Linked DNA regions of Homo sapiens: region 2 is linked to region 1. The links are chromatin contacts, found by Hi-C or POLR2A ChIA-PET in ENCODE. All regions are on one chromosome and are shown on one strand. The core of a region is the stretch at or near the end of the contact, and the rest is flanking DNA. Distances in the headings are between cores, read along the strand shown.

What was found. Hi-C counts contacts between places; a loop is a spot of excess contacts on that map. ChIA-PET counts read pairs that join two places held with the same protein, here RNA polymerase II (POLR2A).
Region 2: a loop to region 1 is called in a map of GM23248, with 2.2 times the contacts of the local background. The contact joins the enhancer-like site here to the promoter of PIAS3 in region 1. A Hi-C loop is called at or near these places in 1 of 168 maps with a recorded cell type or tissue (GM23248). POLR2A ChIA-PET finds 5 or more read pairs at or near these places in 2 of 52 experiments (BJ and MCF 10A).

The regions. Positions count from the first base shown.
Region 1 is chr1:145,857,654-145,860,579 of GRCh38, forward strand. PIAS3 (protein inhibitor of activated STAT 3) reads right to left here and starts at 1,428. Exons shown (of 14, transcript NM_006099.3): 1 at 1,314-1,428. The coding sequence starts at 1,337. RefSeq lists silencers at 1,465-1,554, 2,025-2,234.
Region 2 is chr1:145,750,399-145,753,324 of GRCh38, forward strand. It overlaps RNF115 (ring finger protein 115), which reads right to left. Exons shown (of 9, transcript NM_014455.4): 5 at 2,580-2,651; 6 at 1,040-1,112; 7 at 9-102. Among named protein-coding and RNA genes, the nearest start is that of CD160, 32 kb to the left of the region's middle. Within about 2 kb of position 1,378, at least 5 of the 41 ENCODE cell types and tissues checked have a DNase peak (open chromatin) inside an H3K27ac peak, as active enhancers do.

The sequences.
Region 1 (2,926 bases), core at 178-2,677:
ATATAACCACCCCCTCCCCACAACTTAGTCCTATTTTTCTGGAAGGGAAACAGGACCAAAACTTGGGTCGGGGAGATTAACAGTGAATCACTGAGTCCAAGTATCCTGCCTGTTTACTCTATCTGCCAGGAACCATAATCTGGCATCTCTCCTACACAGAGAAATTAATACTCCTCTACAACTTACAGCGCCCCCCTATAGGGGTGGAAGAGGAGAGGGCAGAGCTCTAAACAGAGACCCTGGGTGGATGAAGGAAAAGCCTCTGAGTCAGGGCACAGAATCGCAAATCCCCTGAAGGTAGCTGGGCCCAGTGGCTAGACCTCCAGCCTTCCCAGGACCATAGCTCCCATTTCAAAGGGCAGAAGAAAACCAGGAGGCAGGCGGATGAACTCGGTAGTTTGAGGTTCTATGAGATGTCCTCAGATGTGGTCACCCTCCAAACTCTATGTAGCAGGAGGGGAGCGCTCTCCTTAGAAGACTCCCTTCTGTGAATCTCTAGGAGATCCTGTCATGTGCAGGGCTTGCTAGCCCTACACAATTCTTCTCATAGGAGGCTTTGTCTTGGACCCCTTTTATGGAATGTGATGAGAAACTTGCTCCTCTTTCTCCCCATCCTTATCTCCTCTGTCCTGTCTTTTTTTCTCCATTAGCTTCCCCTATAACTTCCCACCTTTCTATCCCATAGTTTCACATGCCTCTGCCTCTTCCCAAACACCGCGATTCACTACGGCAGGACCTTCCTCTGAGCCTCCAGGATGCTTCTGCCCCACCCCTCGAGGTATCGGCCCGCACAGCCCCGCCCCCTGCATCTCAGCAGCCTACTGGTATTTCCCAAAGCTCGGATCCCGAGAGTAGCCCCAAAGACCCTATCCTCTCAGCTGCCTTTCCCCCGGAGCCTCCCCTACGTCTGCCCCGCGGTCCCATCCCTGCATGTGCCCCCTACTGTTGCATCTCTTGGCCTTGATCGACTCGCCCCCAGTGCCTCTACAGCACCTTTTCCCCCTGGCCCTACCCCAACAACCGCCCCTACTACTAAATCCGACTTCTACCCCTCGTCCCCGCCCCCTGCGCCTCAGCCCCCAACAGCTGCAATTCCCCTCGGCCCCACCCCTACATCTGCCCCGCAGCCCCGCCCCCGGAGCCCCGCCGCAGCCCCTTCCTCGCTCTCAGCTACTTCTCTCCCATCCTCAGCAGCTCGTGCCTGCCACGTCGTCGGCGCCCACCCGAGCCCCGGCACCCAGTCTCGGTCGCTTCCCGGACACGGCGTACCGCCGGGCTGAGTCCAGATGGGGATGGGGGGAGGGGGCCGGTACCTTTAATTCGCCCAGCTCCGCCATCTTGAGACATCGCAGGCGCCCCAGCCGGAGCCGGAGCTCAGGCCCAGGGACCGGCGCACAACTCTCCACCCTGGCGCCGGCCGCAAATGCCGCCTGCTCCGCCCAGTCCGGCCCCCTATACCTCCCCTTCCCGGCCCCGCCCGCCTGGCTTCGGACAAGCCCCAGCCTGAGCCCCTCCCTCCACAGCCGACCCAGCAGCTACACGTCTGCGGCCGGTTGGCAGGACGCGTAGCCCCGGAGGGAGTGTATGGCCCCCAAGATCGCGGGGTCCCTAGGGCAACGGGGAGGAGGCGGGCCCGAAGTGCCTGGTGGAGGGGGGCTTTGCCACGGCAGAGTTGGGAGGGGACAAGCTTTTAGGGAGCCAAAGATACTTGAAAGATGGAGGGAAAGTATCGGGAACTGCTAGAGCTCAGAGAAATGGGGGAGGGGGTAGCGAAGTTGGAGCGCAAACCCTCATCTCCATCTCTGCATAAGTTTAATCAACTAAAATCGAGAGGTCTTCCAACTCGGGAAATGGGCGAGCGCTGATCCGTCTTAGGGAAGCCGTGGAGTCGGCATTCAGTAATTCACCCTCTCCTCCTCCCCCATACACCAACTACAGTGCAGCTCGTGGTCCGATCGTAGGACTCAAACTCGGCAGCAAAAAAAAGTTTGGTGCGGGGAGCGGGACTTACCAGCACAATTGTGGGAAATGGAGAGAGGGCTCGGGAGGCTCAGAGGGCGAGCTGGAGAGGTGGGGGAATGGGGCTCGGCGCTGCTCCTGCTGTCCGCACGGCAGAAGTTCGGTCCAGCAGCCGGACGCGGCGGCCGCGGCTCCGCCCGGGCCGGAGCTCCGCCCGGCCTAGCGCTCGGGCTGGGGCCGCCCCCTCCAGGGGAAGCCCGCCAGGACCGCCAAGAGGGAAGGGGGGCGGAGCTCGGGCGAGAGAGGGAGGGACTCAGAGCTCGACGTTGGAGAGATTAACTCCTGGTGTGAGTGGATCTGGAGAGACGAGATCCTTGGATCCCATCATTCTCACTACCTCTGTGACCCCTCAACGCTTACGTATGGGATTGGGGTGGTGGCACACTGCTGCTAAGCCGGTGTGAACCAGGTATCTGACAGTATAAAGCAGTCTTCCTTGAAATGACAACTGTCCCTCCCTAGGGCAAAGCCTGGGGTACTGAATCCAAAGTGTACCTAACAGTAACTACCCTAGATACACGTGCAGAATACCTCCACCAGAGCCCCCATACCTTTGGTGTAGCTGAAGATGAACAGAGGGGTTTTCTTACCCACAAAAGGGATCTTTCTGTCCCTCTCTGAACTGCCTACCCACTCTCCTTCCTCCAAAGCCTTGGACCCTCCAGAGGCCCCATCCCAACCAAGCTGATCACTCACATGCAGGCACCAAATTAAATCTGTTTCTGTATCCATGGAAATACCTATTTTTTTATTTTTTTGGGGGGGGACCAAGTCTCACTCTGTCACCCAGGCTGGAGTGCAGTGGCGCGACTTGGCTCACTGCAACCTCCGCCCCCCGGGTTCAAGCAATTCTCCTACCTCAGCCTCCCGAATAGCTGAGATTACAGGCCTGCGTCACCACGCCCGG
Region 2 (2,926 bases), core at 128-2,627, 110 kb before region 1:
GAACCTACCAACTTGTTCCTGAGTTACTGTCACTGTTGGAAGAGATGTGATCTTTTCCTTGTCAGCTGGGGGAGGGCCTGTGTTTTCCAGTTGTCCTAAAAGCTACAAAAAAAGAGAAAGAAAAAGACGAAGTGGCAGACATCGCAATATCCCTGGAGAGGGAACTGCTCCAGCTGAGAACAAACAGTGCAGACATTAGGTATGTTAGTTACTCTTACTTCTGCAAGGCTCTGAGAGGCTTGGGTTTCCCCTTTCCTGCTGCCAGAACACTCATAATTGCTTTACAATTTCAGAGTGACGTTCGTATAAGCCTACAGACAAACCCATGATTGCAAGGCCCACCTCTAGGCATAAAGCAACTTCAGAGGCAGCAAAAGGGTTGTGGTGTCACGAGTAAAACTATAGCTTAATAAAAAGTAAAATGTAACTGGTCCAAAAGCTTCATCTTCTGGAAGAAGAAAAAAGCGAGAGTATGAAAAGTAGCATAACGTGAGCCAAGAAATAGGTAAATTACTGCCTATAAGACGACTGAATATAAAGGACATGCTTTCTAGTCTCAGAAATCCACAACGGAAATGAAAAACCAATCAAATTAAAATGAACATAAACAAGTGGAAGCAATTATACATGGCATGGGAATACTTTTTTCTCTGCTTCCTTCCCCTACTTTGCTCCATCTAGCAGAAATCCCTGCTTCAACATGTGAGGAAACCCTCCTTTTTTTGTGAAATATTTGTTAATAGAATCCTTATAGAACTGAGCAAGAGAGACAAAAATACAAAATACTATTTGTTATAGAAGTCTTTTCTTCCTATGGAGGTGAAACCATCTTCTAGAAATTCCCTCAGACCTAGGAAGTGCATGGATGCTGAGCTAACCCCATAAATCATTCATCCCTTTAGTAAAATGGAAACCCCAAAGCTCAAAATATTAGAGAAAGCAGAGTGACTGCCATTTCAGAAAGTAGCAGAAGGAAAGCAGGAAGCCTGTGGAACCATGAGACACACTGAACAGACACCCTCAAAAGGCAGCTCCTCACCTGGGTTACAATGGCATCAAGCCCTGTCTGACCCCAGGCATAGTCCCCAGGGTTGGAGTGCAGCATCCCGCTCCTATACGTGAGATGAGATAGACAGCATTAGATGGAGTGACCAGGCTCTGCCTTACACCACAGAAAAAAATTGGCAGAGGGATCCTGTTCTCTCTCAGAGCTGGAAAGTCACTAGTCCTCCAGGATCAAGAGGCAAAGAATTCTGTACATTTTCAAGATCAAACAGACTATCCAGAGATAGTACCTCATTCTCTAAGAATTTTACTTAACTAGAACATAAAATGTGAAGCTACCTAAAGTACCACATGACACGCCAGAACAAAAAGAGTGACTCATTGCCTGTTGGTTTCAAAAATTTGTGTTTTCTGTGCCCACTGATATTAAACACAGATGGAGCTGCTTTTTAAGGAGAGTTTTCCCTTCATGACTGGTCAAAATCTACAGCAAACATCCCTCATTATAAGAGGCCGCCCACAGTTCTGGACAATGAGGAGCTTTCAAGTAGAGAAGCAGCCATAGCAGTCTCTCTGAATCACAACTTAGAGCAATTATAAAAGGGACTTGGCAACACCGTTTTTTTTTATTTTCCCTCAGAGCTGCTGGTACACTACCAGCAGAGGTCCAGACTACTGGATGACAGAGGTCCTAAAAGGACTGAGGTTCCTTTGAGCAAAGAAACCTTCTGGGCCACAGTTAGAAGCAGCAAATAATTTCTCAGACAAGAAGAAATTCCATCTTTAATCCCATCATACATAAGTGTCACTCTGATACTGAATTACAGCCTATTGTTTCTTCTGACAAATCCTCTTACTTTGAAAAAAATGAAGTTCAGCATAATGTTTTCAATTTCAGAAATTCTTAAGGAGTAAAATATTCCTGTGTAGTCTACTGGGGAAACCCACAAATCAGATACCAAGCCTGGCAGGGACCATCTCATTCTCTACCTCAATACAACTCTCAGACCTGAATATAAAAGGAATCAAGACATTTCTAGCACCCAAACATCCTGGGGGACCAGGACGGCCTTCCTGAGCCTGAATAATAATAAAAAAAAAAGTTCTGATTAAGTTTGGGCTTAGCAGATAATGGCAGTGTAGCAGCCTCCAGTTACATCTACATACTCACCTATGCAGCTCTTTTTTTTTTTTTTTTTTTTTGAGACAGGGTCTCTTTCTGTCGCCCAAGCTGGAGTACAGTGGCGCGATCTCGGCTCACTGCAACCTCCACCTCCCGGGTTCAAGTGATTCTCCTGCCTCAGCCTCCGAGTAGCTGGGACTACAGAAGCATGCCACCACGCCTGGCTAATTTTTTATATTTTTAGTAGAGACGGGGTTTCACCATGTTAGCCAGGATGGCCTCGATCTCCTGACCTCGTGATCCGCCAGCCTCGGCCTCCCAAAGTGCTGGGATTAGAGGCATGAGCCACCGCACCCGGCCTATGCAGCTCTTTTTCTCTACTGCACAGAAATGACAGCACCTAAAATATGTCACTCCAATAGAGTAAGATAGAAAACAATTAGTTACTTACCAGGAAAAAGGGTGTGGAGATCCAGGAATGGCAGAATTTGCAAAGAATCCTGCAAAGATGTGTTGTAGTATTCTGTTACAGAAGAAAAAATTAGATAAGACAACAGACTAATGAAAAGTACTCTACAGATATCCATGGCTGCCTAATCACCAACTAATTCCCTAAACCAAAATGGCTTTTCATTGGCTAGTACACAAGAGACAGCATCAGAAATCAGCCTGCCACACAGCGGTGTGCTATTTTGCTATTATGGCTATCTTCCTGAGCTCTGCTATCTTACAGATTAATAGATTTTTGTGAATTAAGCTGGAAAGGGATCTGATGGTATGGTATAGTTTTTCAAACTA